Linked DNA regions of Homo sapiens: region 1 is linked to region 2. Evidence: chromatin loops called from intact Hi-C (ENCODE). Cell type or tissue: IMR-90. All regions are shown on one strand. Links, peaks and the distances in the headings refer to the core of each region. The heading gives the core; the rest is flanking DNA.

The links. A loop is a pair of places that touch in the nucleus more often than their neighbours do. Peaks named below come from ENCODE experiments on the same cell type or tissue, not always from the same donor. Only the 100,000 strongest peaks of a DNase experiment are listed, where the experiment ranks them.
Region 1: it touches region 2 in a loop (2.1-fold over the local background); 2 of 110 quality-filtered maps call a loop at or near these places.

The regions. Positions count from the first base shown.
Region 1 is chr17:35,188,057-35,196,241 of GRCh38, forward strand. It overlaps SLC35G3 (solute carrier family 35 member G3), which reads right to left and starts at 6,337. Exons shown (of 1, transcript NM_152462.2): 1 at 4,464-6,337. The coding sequence starts at 6,251. The coding sequence ends at 5,235. It overlaps UNC45B (unc-45 myosin chaperone B), which reads left to right. Exons shown (of 20, transcript NM_001267052.2): 20 at 1-1,287. It also overlaps the pseudogene SPICP2. In IMR-90, for the core only: no CTCF peak of the experiment used is centred there; no DNase peak of the experiment used is centred there.
Region 2 is chr17:35,289,120-35,301,436 of GRCh38, forward strand. No RefSeq gene overlaps it. Among named protein-coding and RNA genes, the nearest start is that of SLFN5, 52 kb to the left of the region's middle. In IMR-90, for the core only: no CTCF peak of the experiment used is centred there; no DNase peak of the experiment used is centred there.

The DNA of each region.
Region 1 (8,185 bases), core at 5,551-8,050, 100 kb before region 2:
CCAACATAATACCCGCTGTACCTCTAGAGAACTAAAACCTTAATTTCTCAGATCTTTTCTGCACTAATGGTCTTTACATACAGCCTACATTTTAACTAACTCTTGCATGGGCTTGTTTCACAGCAGGAAACTATATTCATCATATCCTTATTATGATAGAGAATGACAACATTCAAAAGGGTGTGGTGCTTCTGAAAATATACACAATAAATGGCATGATTTGACCTCTGTCAAATTCTTCTTTCCTGCTTTCCTCATATGTGGGCTTGAGTGGGTGTATTTAGCTCCTTTAAAGGAAACTCTTTCACAGGCAGGGCCACACTCTTACTCGTTTTGATCTCATGAGGTTACATCTGCCAGTGGCGTTCAGGGCCAGTTAGATAAAGTTCATCTTGTTTGGATTGGAGAGACTTTTTTTTTTTTTTTTTTTGAGACAGGGTCTTGCTCTGTAACCTAGGCTCAAGTGCAGTGCAGTGGTGCAGTCATGGCTCACCGCAGCCTTGGTCTCCTGGGCTCAAGTGATCTTTCTACTTCAGCCTCCTCAATAGCTGGGACTACAGGCACACACCACCACCCCCAGGTAATTAAAAAATTTTTTTTTGTAGAGACAGGGTCTCACTATGTTGCCCAGTCTGGGAGACCACATTCTTTAACATGAATATTTTGTAAATAGTCCAAGAAGATCTAGAGGAAAGCTGAATTCCTTCATCTGATTTTTGCCACTGGGCTGCCTCCCATTGTCTGGCTAAGTCTTCATGGGAGGCCTTTAAGAAAAGCTGTGACAAATACCTTTGTTTCCCACTGCCTAGGTTACATAAGTAGTTGGCTTTTCCAGCCTAGACTCTTATATTGTTGCTTGTAAGAGGGCCCTTCTTTGCAGATTTCTTTTTTTTTTCATCTATGCTTTCAAATAGGCAGATGCTAGCCTGAGATCATCTCTTTATTGAGGTAGTTTGCCCAAAAACAGCAAGGAACAGCCAATACCTGCCAACTTTCTAGGTTTTTCCAACCAATTCTCTTACAGAAAATCTATAAATATCTTAGAGGTATGTTTCTTAGTTTCCCAACATATAATGGGAAAATTCATCATTTATATTATTACTTTTAACTGAAGTATGTTGTTATCAGAGAACTTGGTCTGTGTCATATTAATCCTTTGCCATTTGAGAAGCATACAGTTTTAAAGTTTATATCTCCAAAAGGATATTTTGTAAAAATTTAACCCCTTTGACTCTTAGTCTTCTCATTTGTGAAAGGTAAATAATAAAGAATTTCTGTTCCTAGTAAGAGTAACTTGTGGCAAAACAATACCATGACATACAAAAATTGAAAAACTGGGCAAAACTTAAACAATCTGTTTAAGGCACCGAGAGCCATTAAGGCAGTGAGACCAACAAAAAGGGAAGCACCAAGGAGGAAGCTTAACTTTTTGGTAAAGTTGATTCCATTTGGGATGTTTGCCAATTTGTTAGCAGAGGTTGTGAGTCACAGAGGTTTAAGTGTCTGAGACACCATTTACTAAACTGTTAAAAGAAGAAATAGAAAATTTGAATAGTATGATACCTATTGGAGAAATTACGTTTGTAATAACAACAACGATGGTAAGGAAAGCCTTCCCACAAAGAAAACTCAGGCCCATTTAGTTTCACTGGTGAATTCTACAGGCATTTAAGAAAGAAACAATGCCATTCTTTTGTTTTCTTTTGTTTTTCGAGACAGGGTCTCACTCTGTCACCCAGGCTGGAGTGCAGTGGCGTGATCACGGCTCACTGCAGCTTCAACCTCCTGGGCTCAAGCGATCCTCCCACTCAGTCTCCTGAGTAGCTGATATTCACTGTTAGTCCTCCAACTTAATGTTTTTTTCTTTTCCTTTTTAAAAACTTTTTTTTTATATAGAAATGGAGATTCACTATGATATTATAGGTGCATCAAGTATTTTTATTTTTTATTTTTTGTAAAGACCAGGCTGGTCTTGAACTCCTGGGCTCAAATAATCCTCTCACCTCAGCCTCGCAAAGCGTTGGGATTACAGGTGTGTGCCACCGCGTCTGGCCAAAACAGTACCAGTCTTATGCAAACCCTTCCAAAGAAGATAAAAGAAAGGACACTTTCAGCTCTTTTTATGAGGATAGCTTGATAGCAAAACTTAACAAAGACATATAGGAAAATTGTAGACCAGTATCTTTTATGACTATAGGTACAAAATCCTTTACTAAATACTAGCACCCCAAATCCACCAATATATAAAAAGATAACACATTAATCAAGTTATGTTTATTCTAAGAACAATAAGTTGGTTAATATGAGACTATCAACCAATATAATGTACTACATCAACAGAATAAAGAATAAAATAATGACTATCTCAATAGACGTAAGAAAAGTTTTTGATAAAATTCAGTAACAATTCATGATAAAACTCTTCAGTAAACTAAAAATAGAAAGAAGCTTCCTTAATGTGATAAAGTTTATCTGTATAAAATCTATAGCCACTGTGATATTTAATTATCCCGAGATTAAGAATGAGATAACAGTACTTGCTATTACCAATTGTATTCAACTTTGTACCGAAGAGCGTAGCTAGTACAAAAAGGCAAGAAAAGGCAATGAAAATCATAAAATTGGCCAAACGTGACAGCTGTTACAATGGCAGGTTACAGGTTAGCCAAGCGGGAGGCAGACATGTGTTTCAGGGGAGGGGAAGGCTATTTCCACCATATGCAAGTGGATGCTGCATTGGACACTGATGGGCAGAACCATCATGCTGGAAAATAATTTTTTATTTTCATGACAGCCTACCATTGAATTTACAATTCTGATATTAATGAAATATCTCTATAAAGGGTTGAAGTGTCTTCCTGCAACAATTGCCAAGGAACAAAATTGTCAATTTATTAATGAAACATGACGTGTGTTGAACAAGACAAGCTGGGTCAAGCATTTGAGGATGCTTTTGAGGCACTGAGGCAACATTCAACTGGAGATCTTTAGTACTCGCCAGATTACAAAAATTACCTGGCTTTAATCAATTATTGTCCTCACGTCAAAGGAAATTCCAGCTGCTATGGAGTGTTGCCTACAGAGGAACCTCTCTGTAATTGGAGAACGGTAATCAACAGTGCTGCGGACTTCTATTTTGAAGGAAACATTCATCAGTCTCTGCAGAACATAACTGAAAACCAGCTGGTACAACCCACTATTCTCCAGCAAAAGTGGGGAAAAGGCAGGAAGAAGCTTAGACTGTTTGAATACCTTCACGAATCCCTGTGTAATCCGGAGATGGCACCTTGTATTCAGTGGGTAGATAAAATCAAAGGCATCTTTCCGTTTGTATCAAAAAACAAAGGAAAACTTGCCGAGCTTTGGCGGAAAAGAAAAGGCCGTTGGAAGACCATGACTTATCAGAAAATGGCCAGGGCACTGAGAAATTATGGAAGAAGTGAGGAAATTACCAAAATCCGGAGGAAGCTGACTTACCAGTTCAGTTAGGCCACTCTCCAAAGACTCTCTCCATCTTATTTCTTGGGGAAAGAGATCTTTCCCCAAGTGTGTTAAACCTGATCAGGAATATCTCAGTTTAAATAACTGGAATGCAAATTATAATTATACATATGCCAATTACCATGAGCTAAATCACCATGATTGCTAAATATACTCTCATATTTCATGGTTTCCTGGCATTGGAAGTCCCTACAGTTTTAAGGATTTCTCACTCTCTGTCTCTTTTTTCCTTCCTCTGAAGGAGTTTAGGATTTTTCTCTTAAAGCAAACACTAAAGAGAAAAAAAACCAAGTAACTTTATTTGCTGCTTTTATCAAAGAGCATGTAATCTATACTAACTCAGTGGGAAATTCTGCCAATGAGCAGCTTTTTTTTTAATACTCTATGAAGATTCAATGAAAAACTTTATTGTTTCAAATGATTAAGTCCATTTGAAACTATAGACTAAATGTCCTTGCTCTGCTCTTACTATTCTCTCTAATTTTTTTATTTTATTATTTTTTAAAAGAGGTCTCAGCCAAGACAATTTTAAATTTTTATGGATTTAGGAGTACAAGTGCAGTTTTGTTGCATGGATACATTGCGTAGTGGTAAAGCATATTGCATAGCATCCTCATCATCAGAATAGTGAACATTGTACCCAATAGGTAGGATTTCATCCCTCATCCCCCACCCATCTGCCCACCTTTTGGAGCCTCCGGTGTCTATTACTCCACTCTGTATGTCCATTGCTAAGCCCCCAACTATACTCATTTTATTTTATTTTAAAACTTGTTTTCTTTTTCTGCATACTTCAATGGATGCAAACTCTTTTCATTTTTTCTTTTCCTTTCACAGACAGTGACTTCATTTTTTTTTTTTTTTTTTGCTGCTAACTCCCAAGCACAACACAGTGACTTATGTTTTTAATTTTTTTAAGAGGCAAAGCCTACCTCTGAAGCTCCTTTTTTTTTTCTTTTCCTACTTCAATAAGCTGGTCTACATTCTTACTCTTCTCTATGCAACCACTTTCTTCTAGATTAACAGTGCTAGTACAGATGATTTGATTTATACATTGATTTCAGCATTTTCTTTTCATGTACTCAGGTGAGGAAAATCACTCTTTTATATCCAATGACTTTACAAAAAATCATTTACAAAGAAGTGACTGCATATGATAAAATATTTGTGCCAAAATAAATTCATGGCTTTTAAAATGTCATAGAAATGTCTATTCAGGTATCTTTTTTTTTTTTTTTCACATTCACTGTAATCCTTGTTTGATGTCAATGTCACGTCACCACCCCAAGCGGGGGGCACAAGCACGAGGAAAGGAAACCTTCCCCGTGAGGGGAGGGGTGGGGAGGCACGCTTCCCTCCCCCAGCGCAGCTGCTGGCTCTGTCTTTGCCGGAACACTCCAGCCCCAATGCTCTTCTCTTTGCTGCTGAGTGAAGTCCTCCCCATGGCCCACGGCCTCCCTGCCTCAGCCCTTTGGATCTGCTCCTCAGACTTTACCCCTTAGTTATGCCCTGATTCTAGGACCCAGCCTGGACTCCACATCCCTTGGTCCCAGGCTGGCCCCAGGTCTTCCACGTAGTCCCTCTCCACCAAGTCCCCAAGTCACCCTTGACTCTGAGAGGTATCCCTCTCCCACACCAGTTCTTTTCCAGTCACTTCTCCTCCCATGTTTGTCTTCAGTCTTTGCCTTTATTTATCCCTGTCCCTCCCAACCCCCGGGCTCCCAAGTTCTATCTCACTCCTCCACCCTCCCTGTCCTCTCACAGCTGAGGTTCTGGGCTGTAATGATGGCAATGCTGCCCAGCACAACCCCTGCCGCCACGATGTCAGAAGGTGCCACAGTCTCATGGAGCATATAATACTGCAGTATAAGGGCCACAACCACCTCGGAATGTAGGACAGCGCACACCAGGGCAGGGTGGGCCTTGGTGACCGCATAGCCCACACATGTGAAGGAGACCAAGGCGAGGATCCCCACTGCCCCCACACAACTCCAACTCAGGAGGTCACTGGGCAACACGGGGGCCTGCAGCACAAAGAGGCCTGGCACAGAGCCCAGCAGCCCCACCAAGCCAGATAGGAAGGCCACTGTTGGGAGGCAGGGGGGAAAGTGCAGAGAACGATAGACCAGAAGCCTCAGGGACAGCGCCAGGCCTCCCAGGAAAGCCTCCACATAGCCCAGGGCGGTGTAGACACCCGTGGTCCCCTCCTGTAGTGTCCAGAGTCCAGGTCCCACAATGATGATTAGTCCTAGGATGCAGCCCAACAGTCCACACCAGTCGTAGCCACTGAGACCCTGGCTCTCAAGGCAGAGAGTGAGGACGGCGGAGCAGACGGTGGAAGAACCTTTGCGAACAGTGGCAGCGTTGCCAGCGGGCACCACCTGAACCGCACTGTAGGCACATCCAATGCTGAGGATGTTGAGCAGGGCACAGAAGAAGGCCCGGCTTCGGATGTCAGGAGTTCCCAGAAGGGGGTCGCCACGCAGTTTAAGTAGCAGGGCAATAGGGAGGTGGAAGAGGCATCGCCAGATGAGCAGCTCCAGCGAGGGCAGGTTGGAAGCCTGGTAAGCCATACGAGAAAGGGGGCCCACGAAGCCAGCAGGCAGGCCCCCACCCAGCAGGGCCACCAGCAGGCCACTGGTGGCATCAGAGGGCTGGCAGCGCTGGTACCAGCGGAGGCTGGGTGGAGCGGAGGGCGGCGATGGGTGTGTGGAGTCAGGCTGGTTGAAATAGGGGTGACTGCCAGCCATCTTTCCTTGGACTTTCTCCTCTCCTCCTGGCTCAGGGAGCCTGGGCCCCTCAGAGCTCCAGCCATTGTGACCTCATTGGAGTGGGGGTGGGATTCTTCCCTGGAACTCTCCTGAGGTGGTAGCACGCCTATTTTCCCACTGAGTCCAACTCTGCTTCTTTTCTTTCTTTTTTTGTTTTTTGTTTTTTTTTATTGATCATTCTTGGGTGTTTCTCGCAGAGGGGGATTTGGCAGGGTCATAGGACAATAGTGGAGGGAAGGTCAGCAGATAAACAAGTGAACAAAGGTCTCTGGTTTTCCTAGGCAGAGGACCCTGCGGCCTTCTGCAGTGTTTGTGTCCCTGGGTACTTGAGATTAGGGAGTGGTGATGACTCTTAACGAGCATGCTGCCTTCAAGCATCTGTTTAACAAAGCACATCTTGCACCGCCCTTAATCCATTTAACCCTGAGTGGACACAGCACATGCCCCAGAGAGCACAGGGCTGGGGGCAAGGTCACAGATCAACAGCATCCCAAGGCAGAAGAACCCTTCCCAGTACAGAACAAAATGAAGTCTCCCATGTCTACTTCTTTCTACACAGACACAGCAACAATCTGATTTCTCTATCTTTTCCCCACCTTTCCCCCTTTTCTATTCCACAAAACCACCACCGTCATCATGGCCCGTTCTCAATGAGCTGTTGGGTACACCTCCCAGACGGGGTGGTGGCCGGGCAGAGGGGCTCCTCACTTCCCAGAAGGGGCGGCCGGGCAGCGGTGCCCCCCACCTCCCGGACGGGGCAGCGGCCGGGCGGGGGCTGACCCCCCACCTCCCTCCCAGACGGGGCAGCTTGCCCGGCGGGGGCTGCCCCCCACCTCCCTCCTGGACGGGGCGGCTGCCGGGCAGAGAAGCTCCTCACTTCCCAGACGGGGCGGCTGCCGGGTGGAGGGGCTCCTCACTTCTCAGACGGGGCGGCTGCCGGGCGGAGGGGCTCCTCACTTCTCAGATGGGGCAGCTGCGGGGCGGAGGGGCTCCTCACTTCTCAGATGGGGCGGCCGGGCAGAGACGCTCCTCACCTCCCAGATGGGGTCGCGGCCAGGCAGAGGCGCTCCCCACATCTCAGACGATGGGCCCCCGGGCAGAGACGCTCCTCACTTCCTAGACGGGATGGCGGCCGGGAAGAGGCGCTCCTCACTTCCTAGATGGGATGGCGGCCGGGAAGAGGCGCTCCTCACTTCCCAGACTGGGCAGCCGGGCAGAGGGGCTCCTCACATCCCAGACAATGGGCGGCCAGGCGGAGACGCTCCTCACTTCCCAGGCGGGGTGGCGGCTGGGCAGAGGCTGCAATCTCGGCACTTTGGGAGGCCAAGGCAGGCGGCTGGGAGGTGGAGGTTGTAGCTAGCCGAGATCACGCCACTGCTCTCCAGCCTGGGCAACATTGAGCACTGAGTGAATGAGACTCCGTCTGCAATCCCGGCACCTCGGGAGGCCGAGGTTGGCAGATCACTCGTGGTTAGGAGCTGGAGACCAGCCTGGCCAACACAGCGAAACCCCGTCTCCACCAAAAAAATACGAAAACCAGTCAGGCGTGGCGGTGCGCACCTGCAATCGCAGGCTGAGGCAGGAGAATCAGGCAGGGAGGTTGCAGTGAGCCGAGATGGCAGCAGTACAGTCCAGCTTCGGCTCCGCATCAGAGGGAGACCGTGGAAAGACAGGGAAACGGAGACCGTGGGGAGAGGGAGAGGGAGAGGGAGAGCTCAGGTATCTTATACATTGTTTTCTTTCCTTCTCTTCTTTTGATCTTACCCACTTTTTTTTACAACTTAAAGCTTTTTTTTTTTTTTTTTTTTTTGAGACAGGGTCTCGCTCTCTCACCCAGGCTCAAGTGCAGTGACACAAACATGGCTCAAGCCCAGCTAATTTTTTTTTTTTTTTTGTAGAGACAGTGTTTTATT
Region 2 (12,317 bases), core at 4,864-7,363:
GAAATCACAAAGGAAATTAGAAAATTCTTTGAGATGAATAAAAACTAAAACACAATGTACTAACATTAATGGGATGCAGCTAAAGCAATGCTTATAGGGAAATTTATAGCTGTAAATGTCTATATTTAAAAAGAAGAAAGGTCTCAAATCAATAACCTAAACATCCACCTTAAGAAACTAGGAAAACAAGAGCAAACTAAACCTAGAGCAAGCAGAAGGAAGAAAATAACAGACCAGTGCAGTAATAAGTGAAACTGAGAACAGGAATAGAGGAAATTAATGAAACTGAAAGTTGTTTCTTTGAAAAGATCGAGGAAATTAATGAAACTGAAAGTTGTTTCTTTGAAAAGATCAAGGAAATTGACAGTCTTTTAGCTAGACTGACCAAGAAAAGAGATGACACTCAAATTACTAAAATCAGGAATAAAAAAAGGGGCATAATGAATGACATTATGGAAATAAAAAAGAATATAAGGGAATATTATGAACACTTGTACAGCAAAAAAAATCAGATAATATAGATGAAAGCAACAAATTCCTAGAAAGATACAAACTATTGAAACTCACTCAAGAAGAAATAAAAATCTGAATAGACCTATAACAAGTAGAGAGATTGAATTATTAATAACTAGGGGGAAAATGCCCAACAAACTTCCCACAAAGAAAAGCACAGATGGCTTCCCTGGTGAATTTCATCAGACCTTAAAAAAGAATTAACACCAATTATTCATAAATTTTTCTTAAAAACAGAAGAAAATGGAATACTTTCCAACTCATTCTATGTAGCCAATATTACTCTGATACTAAAGACAGACAAAGATATCACAAGAAAATAAAATTACAGACCAATATACCTTGCGAATATACATGCAAAAATCCTGAACAAAATACTATCAAACCAAAGACAGCAACATATAAAAAGGAGTATAAGTCATGACCAATTGAGATTTATCCCAGGAATGTAAGGTTGGGCTTGACATACAAAATCAATGTAATACATCATATTAATAGAATAAAAGACAAAAACCCCATGATCACATCAATATATACAGAAAAAAACTTGACAAAATACAGTGTCCTTTCATGATAAAAACACTAAACAACTAGGAATAGAAGAACATCTCCTCAACTTGATAAAGGCCATCTACTAAAACTCCACAACCACACCAAACTTAATGGTGAAAAACTAAATACTTTCCCTCTGAGATCAAGAACAAGACTATAATTTCTGCTCTCGCCACTTCCATTCAACATGGTACTGGAAGTTCTAGCCAGGATAATTTGGCAAGAAAAGAAAATAAAAGACACCTAGAGTGAAATAAAAGAAGTAAAACTATCTCTATTTGCATATGATATGATATAAAAACTAAAGTATCCAGTTGGAAACTATTATAATGAATAAATGAGTTAAATAAGGTGCAAGATGCAAGATCTGGTTACAAAAATCAGTTGTATTTCTGTGTAATAGCAATACAAAATTTGAAAATAAAATTTAGAAAACAATTCCATTTATGAAAACATCAAAAATAATAAAATACTTAGGAATAAGAGAAATGTAAGATTTGTCCATCAGCCGAGCGTGGTGACTCATCCCTGTGTTCCCAGAACTTTGGGAGGTCGAGGTGGGTGGATCGTTTGAGCCCAGGAGTTTGAAATCAGCTTGGGCAATATTACAAAATTCCGTATCTGCAGAAAATACAAAAAAATTAGCCAGACATGGTGGCGCATGCCTGTAGTACCAGCTACTTGGGAGGCTGAGATGGGAGGATCACTCGAGCCTAGGAGGTTGAGGCTGCAGTGAGCCGTGATCACATCACTACACTCCAGTCTGGGCAACAGAGTGAGACCCTGTCTCAAAAAAAAAAACTGTCCATTGAAAACTATGAGATATCATTTAAAGGAATTAAGCAAATGGAAAAATATTCCATGTTCATGAATTGGAAGGTTTAATTTTGTCATGATGGCAATACTCTCCAAATGGATCTATAGAGTCAATGTAATCTCTTTCAAAATTCCAGCTTCTCTTTTTGCAGAAATTGATAACATGATCCTAAAATTCATATGGAAATCAGGGGATCCATAATAGTCAAAATAATCTTGAAAGAGAACAAATTTAGAGGATTCACTCTTCTTGATTCAAAAATTTAAAGCAGTGTGGTATTGCATGAGGGTAGACACATAAATCAATGGAATAGAACTGAAAGTCCAGAAATAAATACATTTATGATCAACTGATTGTTGACAAGAGCGTCAGGTTAATTCCATGTGAAAAAGACTAGTCTTATCAACAAATAGTGCTGAGACAACTGGATATCCACATGCAAAAGAATCAAGTTAGACCTATATCTCATATTGTACACAAGAAAATAACTCAAACTGACTCATAGGCTTACTTGTAAGAGCTAAAATTATAAAGCTCTTAGAATAAAACATAGGAGCAAATCTTTGTTAGCTTGGATGAGGCAATGATTTGTTAGATATGACAGGAAAAGCACAAGACGGGAAAAAAGATGAACTGTACTGCATTAAAATTCAAATTTTTTGTGTGTTTCAAGGGACATCATTAAGAAAGTGAAAAGATAGCCAGGTGCAGTGGCTCAAGCCTGTAATCCCAACACTTTGGAAGACTGAGGTGGAAAGATTGCTTGAAGCCAGGAATTTAAGACCAGCGTGGGCAACATAGAAAGACCTTGTCTCCATAAAAAATAAAAATTAAAAATTATCTGGATGAGGCTGTGCACACCTGAAGTCCTGGCTACTCAGGAGGCTGAGGTAGGAAGATCTTGAGGAGTTAGAGGCTGCAGTGAGATATGATTGCACCATCGCACTCCAACTTGGGTGATAGAGACCCTGTCTCTAAGAAAACAAAACAAAACAAAGAACCAGTGCTTCAAAAAGTTATATGACTCAGCAAGGAAAGCAAAACCATATGTCCTCAGAAAAATTTGTACACAAAAATTCATAGCAGCATTATTCATAACAGTCTGAAGTGGAAACAATCCAAACATCAATCAACTGATGAATGGATGAGCAAAATGTGGTACACAATGAAATTCTCCCATACAAAAAGGTGAAGTACTGATACGTGCTACGACAGATAAACTGTGAAAACATTATGCTAAGTAAGTGAAAGAGGCCAGACACATATTGTATGTATTTATTTATATAAAACATCCAGAAAAGGCAAATCCATAGGAACAGAAGTTAGATTAGTGGTTGCCAGGGACTGAAGGTAGGGAAAGGGAGATTGAGGAGTGACTGCTCTGGGTATGGGGGTTTCTTGTTGGGGTACTGAACGTGTTCTGGAATTAGATAGTGAAGATGGATGCACGACTCTATGAAAATACTAAAAATCCCAGAGTTGTATACTTTAAAAGAGTGAACTTAATAGTATGTAAATTGTATCTCAATACAGCTGTTATTATAAATAAATAAATATGCTTTGTTTCTCAAAAAGCATTTTTTTTGTTGTTGTTTGTTTATTTTTTTTTAGCAGTGGGGCTGTGGACCTGGGTCCAGAGTATGGAATGATGCAGGTTGGAGGGGCCATCCCACGCACGCTAGTAAAGTTAGTGAACATGAATGAAACATGGAAGTGTATGTGTCTTGATTATGGTCTTCACTCTGGGATCTGAGAGAAACACACAGCTCCTCAGTGGTTCAGACTTGCAAATAATTTATCTTGAGTCTTATCAGCTTACAGCCACCTAAAACACGAAGCTATGCTAATGTTCCCTGTGATAGCCTTGTTTGGGTTTAGAAAATTCTTATGTGGCCAGTTGGGATCTGAGGTATAAATCTACTCTTAAATAAACAGCAGGAATTGCCTTTAAAGACTTGCTCCAAGACAAATGAAGAATTTGTGGCTTACCTGATGTAGTTGTGACTATGAAGATCATGGAAAAGATTAAGAATGTGCTTTACTGTGGCAACATTCTTGGCATTTGTGGAAATTTGCTTTTGAGTAAATTTATTAGGTAAGCAATTTGACTGCGATGATAGCAAATAAATATTATTACTTATTTGCTATCCATTTCATTTTCCTAAATAACTTAGAGAGGGATTCTTTCTGGTTTCATTGGTAAAAGTAATGTTACATATTCTCAATACATTGCAGTTTAGTATTTAACTTTGCTTCTTTGTTAACTGGGAAAGCATGACTTGGTTTCTAAAAATTTTAACAGAATGAAAAACATCTGCCAGGCAGTGATACAAAAATTCTTCATGAATCATCTCAATAGATGCAGAAAAAGCATTTGATAAAAGTCAGCACCCTTTCATGATACAAATCTTCAACAAACTTCAGAAGAACTACCTTAAAATAATAAAGGCCCTATACAACAAACCCACAGCCAGCATCATACTGAATAGGAAAAAGTTGCAAGCATTCCCTCTAAGAACTGGAGCAAGACAAGGATGTTCATTCTCACCACTCCTATTCAACATAGTGCTGAACTCATAGGGCAATCAGGCAAGAGAAAGAAATAAAAGGTATCCAACTTGGAAAAGAGGAAGTCAAATTATCTCTGTTCACTGGCAATATAACCTTATATCTAGAAATTGCTAAAGACTTCTCCAAAAAGCTCTAGATCTGATAAATGAATTCAGTAAAGTTTCACAATACGAAATCAGTGTACAAAAGTCATTAGCATTTCTCTGCATTAATAATGATCAAGCAGAGAACCAAATCAAGAAGGCAATCCCATTTAACATAGCTACAAAAAATGAAGTAAAATAAAATAAAATGCCCAGGAATATATTTAACCAAGGAGATAAAAGATCTTTACAAGGAAAACTACAAAACACTGATGAAAGCAGTTGTAGATGACACAAACAAATGGAAAAGCATCTTATTCTCATGGATCAGAAGAATTAATGTCATTAACATGACCATACTGCACAAAGCAATCTACAGATTCAATGCAATATCTATCAAAATACCAATGTTGTTTTTCGCAGAGTTGGAAAAAAACAATCTTAAAATTCACTTGGAACCAAAAAAGAGCCCAAATGGCTAAAGCAATCCTAAGCAAAAAGAACAAACTCGGAAGCAACACATTACCTGATCTCAAACTATACTACAAGGCTATGGTAAGCAAAACACCATGGTACTGGTACAAAAATAGACATATAGATTAATGGAACAGAGAACTCAGAAATAAAGCCACACACATACAGCCAACTGATCTTTGGCAAAGTTGACAAAAACATACACTGGGGAAAGGATCCCCTTTTCAATAAATGATGGTGGGGAAATTGGATTGCCACATCCAGAAGAATGCAACTGGACTCCTATCTCTCACGATATACAAGATGGATTAAAGACTCAATTATAAGACGTGAAACTATAAAAATTCTAGAAGAAAACCTAGGTAAAACTCTTGTGGACATTGATCTAGGCAACGAATTTATGACTAAGGCCTCAAAATCACAAGCAACAAAAACAAAAATAGACAAATGGGACTTAAACTAAAAAGCTTCTGCACAGAAAAAAAAATCAATAGAGTGAACAGACCTGCAGAATGGGAGAAAATATTTGCAAACTATCCATTCAACCATTCAACAGGGGACTGGCATCCAGAATTTGTGAAAAACTCAAACTTCAACAACAATAACAGCAACAACAACAAAAGTGGGCAAAGGATTTGAATAGACATTTTTTTAAAGAAGACATACAAATGACCAACAAGCATATAAAAAAATTTTCAGCATCACTAATTGTCAGATAAATGCAAATGAAAACCACAATGAGATATCATCTTACATGAGTCCGAATGGTTATTACTAAAAAGTCAAAAAATAACATATGTTGGCAAAGATGCAGGTCACATTTCTGACCCCTCCAAGAGCAGCTGAAACAACTGTTGCACAGAACCTTCAACTCTTTCCAGCCTCCAGGGTGAGACACAACTGTATATTCTAAAGGGTGATAACTGATTGGAAGGCTTTCCATCTAAGAAGTTTCATACACAGGCTCCTACCCCAGCCTGTGTATGAAACTAGTAGATCTAAGTGCTGGGAGTCCAGAGGCAGACATGACAGGAAAGTTCTGGAATATGTGAACAAACATGAGTACACGGAATGGCAGAGCATGAAAAGGGATAATAGGGTTGTAAAGCAAGGCAGTACAACAGAAAGGCTCTCGGTATCTGTGAATGTGTGTCTGTCTGGTTTGTCTGTCTGGTAAGAGGAGTTGGTACATTAGACTGGGAAGTCAGGGAGGCCTCAGTGAGCAAAAAGCTGCCATGTGAAACCCTAGGGCAGGTTCTTCTCAGTCTTGACATTCACACTGTGATTGAGTGTGGATATGAAGGATGGGACGGGCGGGGCGGGCATTGTGTCAGGTCTTGGAGAGGCCAAGAGAGGCAGAGGCAGGGGCAGGGTAGAAAAACAGAATCAGAGCAAACATTGTCAGTTGCAAATTATCACTTTTGCAACACTGAATTTTCTTGTTTTTCTCCCCTTTCCCTTTCCTTGGCTGGTTAGTTAATATATTTTTATAGCGCCCTTTTCTTTCCTTTGCATGATTGTGAAATCTTGCTGTTTACCTCTACTTTTAACACCATCCTTGTAAAGTCCCACAGTCCTCACAGTGGTCAGGCTGCATCAGCATAATGGAAAAAACAATATTTCTCCTTGATTTAACTTTGGAGAGAGTCTGACAGAAGGAGTGAGTGCTCTCAAATGCCTTCAGTTCTGCTGAGTCCTTAGGAGTCCAGTTAGGCCTTCCTGGGCCATCACTGCTTGAAGCCCAATTATGTGATTTGTCACATCTTCCTCTAGACTATACTCATGCCTAAAGAATCTCCATCCTTGAAACTCCCATTTCCTGCGTTAATTTCCAGGAAATGGACTCCCTTCAAGGATCCTCAGAAAGAATCTAAAAAAGGGTCCTTGAAGGCAGTTAATTTCTGGTTAAATAAAACATCTGCCATCTTTTCAGAATATAGACTTTTCCTTCTTACCATAAAAAACGTGAGCTTGTTCTGGGCAGTGATTTCTTTGCTAGGTCCCAAAAGTACAGGCAATGAAAACAATAATAGACAAATGGTATTGCATCAAACAAAAAAAACTACTGCACAGCAAAGGAAATAATTAACAGAGTGAAGATACAGTCCACGGATTGGGAGAACATATTTGCAAATTATACAGCATAAAATGGGCTAATATCCAAAATATACAAGGTATTCAAATGACTCAATCGAAAGAAACAAATAACTTGATTAAAAACTGGGCAAACAATGTGAATACACATTTTTCAAAATACACACAAATGGCCAATAGATATTTGGAAAAATGCTCAATATTACTGATCAGGGAAATGTAAATAAAACCACAATAATATATCACCTCATGCTGTTAGATTGACTATTACAAAAAAGATGAATGAAAACAAGTGTTGGAGAGGATGAGGAAAAAAGAAAACTCTTGTACACTGTTGGAGGAAATGTAAATTAGTACAGTCATTGATATGGTTTGGCTGTGTCCCCATCCAAATCTGAGCTTGAATTGTATCTCCCGGAATTCCCACATGTTATGGGAGGGACCCAGGGAGAGGTAGTTTAATGATGGAGGCCGTCTTTTCCCATGCTATTCTCATGATAGTGAATAAGTCTCATGAGATCTGATGGGATTATCAGGGGTTTCCTCATTTGCTTCTAGCTCATTTTCTCTTGCCACCACCATGTAAGAAGTGCCTTCACTTCCCGCCATGATTCTGAGATTTCCCCAGCCATGTGGAACTGTCCCAATAAACCTCCTTTTCTTCCCAGTCTTGGGTATGTCTTTATCAGCAGCATGAAAACAGACTAATATAGTAAATTGTTACCAGTAGAGGGGTATTGCTGAAAAGATACCAGAAAATGTGAAAGTGATTTTGGAGCTGGGTAACAGGCAGAAGTTGGAACAGTTTGGAAGCCCCAGAGGAAGACAGGAAAATGTGGGAAAGTTTGGAACTTCCTAGAGACTTGTTGAATGGCTTTGACCAAAATGCTGATAGTGATATGGACAATAAGGTCTAGGCTGAGGTGGTCTCAGATGGAGATGAGGAGCTTGTTGGGAACTGGAGTAAAGGTGGATCTTGTTATGTTTTAGCAAAGAGGCTGGTGGCATTTTGCCCCTGCCCTAGAAATTTGTAAAACTTTGAACTTGAGAAAGATGATTTAGGGTATCTGGTGGAAGAAATTTCTAAGCAGCAAAGCATTCAAGAGGTGACTTGTTAAAGGCATTCAATTTCATAACAGAAGCAGAGCATAAAAGTTTGGAAAGTTTGCAACCTGACTATGCAATAGAAAAGAAAACCCCATTTTCTGGGGAGAAATTCAAGCCAGCTGCAGAAATTTGCATAAGCAGTGAGGAGCCTACTGTTAATCCCCAAGACCATGGGGAAAATGTCTTTAGGCCATGTCAGAGACCTTCACAGCAGCCCCTCCCATCACAGGTCTGGAGGCCCAGGAGGAAAAAGTAGTTTCCTGGGCTGGACAGAGGATCCCTGTGCTGTGTGCAGCCTAGGGACTTTGACAGAACAGGAGCATCACCATCTTGGACAAACACCACCATTCTAAAGTTCCCCTTAATCAAAAACCACCTAAATCCACAGGGCATCAGCCTAAAGGCTAAGGCCAGCATGACCATAAACCATAAATGACATCTCTGACCAGAAACATTTCAACCATAAGATAAACCCCTCCCCAGAGAGATGTCAGCCCCAAGACAACCTCCCCTCCTACCAGAGACATTCCAAACCCACAATAAACTTCTTCCCCACAAAGAAACATTCCAAGCCTATGATAAGCTCTCTCACCCTAAAATCAACAAATACGCTTAATCTGTAAGAGAGTGTGCTCCTGACCAAAATCAGCCAGAAGCCCCTCTCAGGTTTATTCTCCAAAATAAACCTGTCTTTGACTGGTGAGTCACTTTTCGTGTTTCTTTCCTCTTTCTTTAACTCTTACATTTGCTGCCAAAACTCAGGATGGGTGCTGGGGGTAGAGGTTCTCCTGCAACCCAAAAAGCAGTGGACAGCAGCTGCTCATCCTGCTGGATCCTGAGAGTCTCTGGCCACCCATCTTGTCTTGTCTCTCACTTCACTTTTCTAGCAATTTGTCTGAGGAGGACAACTAACCTGAAGGGGACTGTGAGGCTCAGGCTGGGGCAAATCTCCAGTGAACCCTCAAAGCCCTCAGGTCTTAGGAATCCACCTCTGGCTGCCCACAATGGGTATTTTGCTCTCTTCCCTCCTCCCTCATCCTCTTCTCTCTCTCTCTCTCTCTCTCTCTCTCTCTCTGTCTCTCTCTCCCTCTCTTCCTTGTGAAGCTCTAGTCCAAGGGGCCCTTTGCCAATTCCAATCAGAACATCCAACATCGGACACTAATCCAGCTGACTAGTAAGATCTGCCCTCTCCTGACTTTCTCACAGCACCTGGGAGAGTCAGGTCAGCTGTCCCGGTCCTCAGAGGACCAGTGGGACTAAGCTAGAAGAAATCTTGGAGATGCCCAGTTTCTTCGCAGCTTGATCATCCTCTTTATAAAGAGGATTCCAGGTTTCTGTCTTTTATCTGTGGATGCCTAGAACAAAAACAGACACCTTCAGCTTCCTCTTACCAGTCCACATGGGTGCCAAACAATCCCACTTTCCTAAGTCCTCTCCATTGGGCTGTCTCCTTCACAATGTTGCTAAGCTTGGCTTAAAGGAAGCATAAAGCCAAAGAGTATGCTTTTTTATTGCAACATGGCCTGGCCCCAATACAAATTAGATAATGACAGCTGGTAGCCTGAAAATGGCACCTTTGACTTTCAAATTCTCAGGGACCTTGACAACTTTATAACTAGGAACAGCAAATGGCAGGAGGTTCCCTATATTCAGGCTTTCTTTTACTTTAGATCCCAACCCTCCCTGTGTCAAACTTGCACCCCTCATGAAGTCTTTCTTCTTAATGATAACCTTCCCCAGGTCTCTCCTTTCTCTGAAACTCCTTCCTCCAAAACCCCTTTGACCCTGCAGATGAACCCCCTCCATATTCTTATCCCCCTGCATCTGCTCCTCAACCTATCTGAATCCTCCACTTCAGTGACGCCTCCTGCCCGCAAGCTTTCAGCTCCAAACCCTGCTCCTTCTCCTTCTCCATCTGTTACCCATTCAAAAACTGCTCCAACCAGTCAAACCACCCTGCCATTCTCCGTCTCCAGGAAGTGGCTGCGGTTGAAGGCATTGCTCCCATTCATGCCCTTTCTCCACATCTGATTTGTCGCAGATCAAACAGTGCCTGGGATCTTTCTCTGAAAATCCCCCTGACTAGTGCAGGGAATTCCTGCACATAACCCAATCCTTTAATTTAACATGGCATATTTATATAATTCTAACCTCCACCCTCACCCCTGATGAAAAACAGCTCTCAATTTAATTAAAATGAATATTCAAGCTATGAGTATATTCAAAAGGCCTTTATGTTTTTCTCTTCATAAATCTTGTTTTCCTGGAAAAGGTTTTTTTCCCCAGTCAACTGAATTACTTTTCTCCACTCTGTCTTACCACTCTTGGTGCATATATGAAAAATCCCAAAATGACTTCTGGTGGCCTGGGACTCCTTGGGAAAACAGAAAAGCTGCCACAAATCCCGTTTTGGGAAAAAATCTGTTTTCCTTATGGAACCCCTGGAATTAAAGATGAATAAGTACCTCTCAAAATCTGTCTTTGTCTTCCAGCTATGCTTGTTTATTAGGCCCTGGAAACTGTTTTCATAGCCCTGTTCTTAAAGGGTCTCACCCAAAGGCCAGTGATCCAATTGGGAAAGGGGCAAAAAAAAAAAAAATTCTAATTACTGGATCTTCTTCTGGTTGTCTGTGTGGCTATGTATGTGTTATGTGTGCAATGCCTATTTAAAAAGCTCTAATTAATTGACCTAAGAAAAATAAGCACTTAAATCAAATATTTTTAACAGAAAAGTAAAAGCTGTGGGACCTTTCAGTTCATGTGACTTTAATCTTTAAAACTTACTAGTACAGTAAGATTAGAAATGTCTTAAAAGTTTCCAGCATACATTTTTGTTTGCATTTATTAATCAAGCAATTTCATAGTTATCTCTGCCAAATACTATAAGATGTGAAAATTTTGCATAGAGGCCACAAAACTATAACTCAGCCCAAACAGAATAATCTTTGCTTCTGTAATTTTTTAATCAATGAAACATTAATATTGGTTTAATAAAGATAGCTACATCTTGAACTATTTAGTGAAATACCCTAACTTCTAATCTTGATATTAAAGAAAAAAGAATTTATGGCCAGGCACAGTGGCTCACGCTTGTAATCCCAGCACTTTGGGAGGCCGAGGCAGGTGGATCACGAGGTCAGGAGATTGAGACCATCCTGGCTAACATGGTGAAACCCCGTCTCTACTAAAAATACAAAAAATTAGCCAGGTGTGGTGGCAGGTGCCCATAGTCCCAGCTACTCGGGAGGCTGAGGCAGGAGAATGGCATGAACCCAGGAGGCAGAGATTGCAGTGAGCTGAGATCGCGCCACTGCACTCCAGCCTGGGTGACAGAGCAAGACTCTGTCTCAAAAAAAAAAAAAGAAAAGGAAAATTTATATAAAAAAGAATCTTATATGGTAAATTCTTGTCCTAAAGTAAATTAACTGGTTGTTTAAGGAGAGGGATGTTTACAAGTCAGAAAGTCAAGGCATGTCAGAGATTGTCTGTGTAAGTCATGAAAAATTTTATAAAAGGGAGAGTATGGACAAGATGGATGAATAGGAACAGCTCTAGTCTGCAGCTCCCAGTGAGATCAGAGCAGAAGTCAGGTGATTTCTGCATTTCCAACTGAGGTACATGGCTCATCTCACTGGGACTGGTTGGACAGTGGGTGCAGCCCATGGAGGGTAAGCCAAAGCAGGATGGGGCGTTGCCTCTTCTGGGAAGCACAAGGGGTCAGGGAACTCCCACCCCTAGCCAAGGGAAGCCATGAGGGACTGGGCCATGAGGAATGGTACATTCTGGCCCAGATACTATGCTATTCCCATGGTCTTTGCAACCTTCAGACCAAGAAATTCCTTCGGGTGCCTACACCACCATGGCCCTGGATTTCAAGCACAAAACCAGGCAGCCATTTGGGCAGACATTGAGCTAGCTGCAGGAGTTTTTTTCATACCCCAGTGGCACCTGGAACCCAGCAAGATAGAACCATTCACTTCCCTGGAAAGGGGGCTGAAGCCAGGGAGCCAAGGGGTCTAGCTCAGCAGATCCCACCCCCCATGGAGCCCAGCAAGCTAAGATCCACTGCCTTGAAATTCTCTCTGCCAGCACAGCAGTCTAAAGTT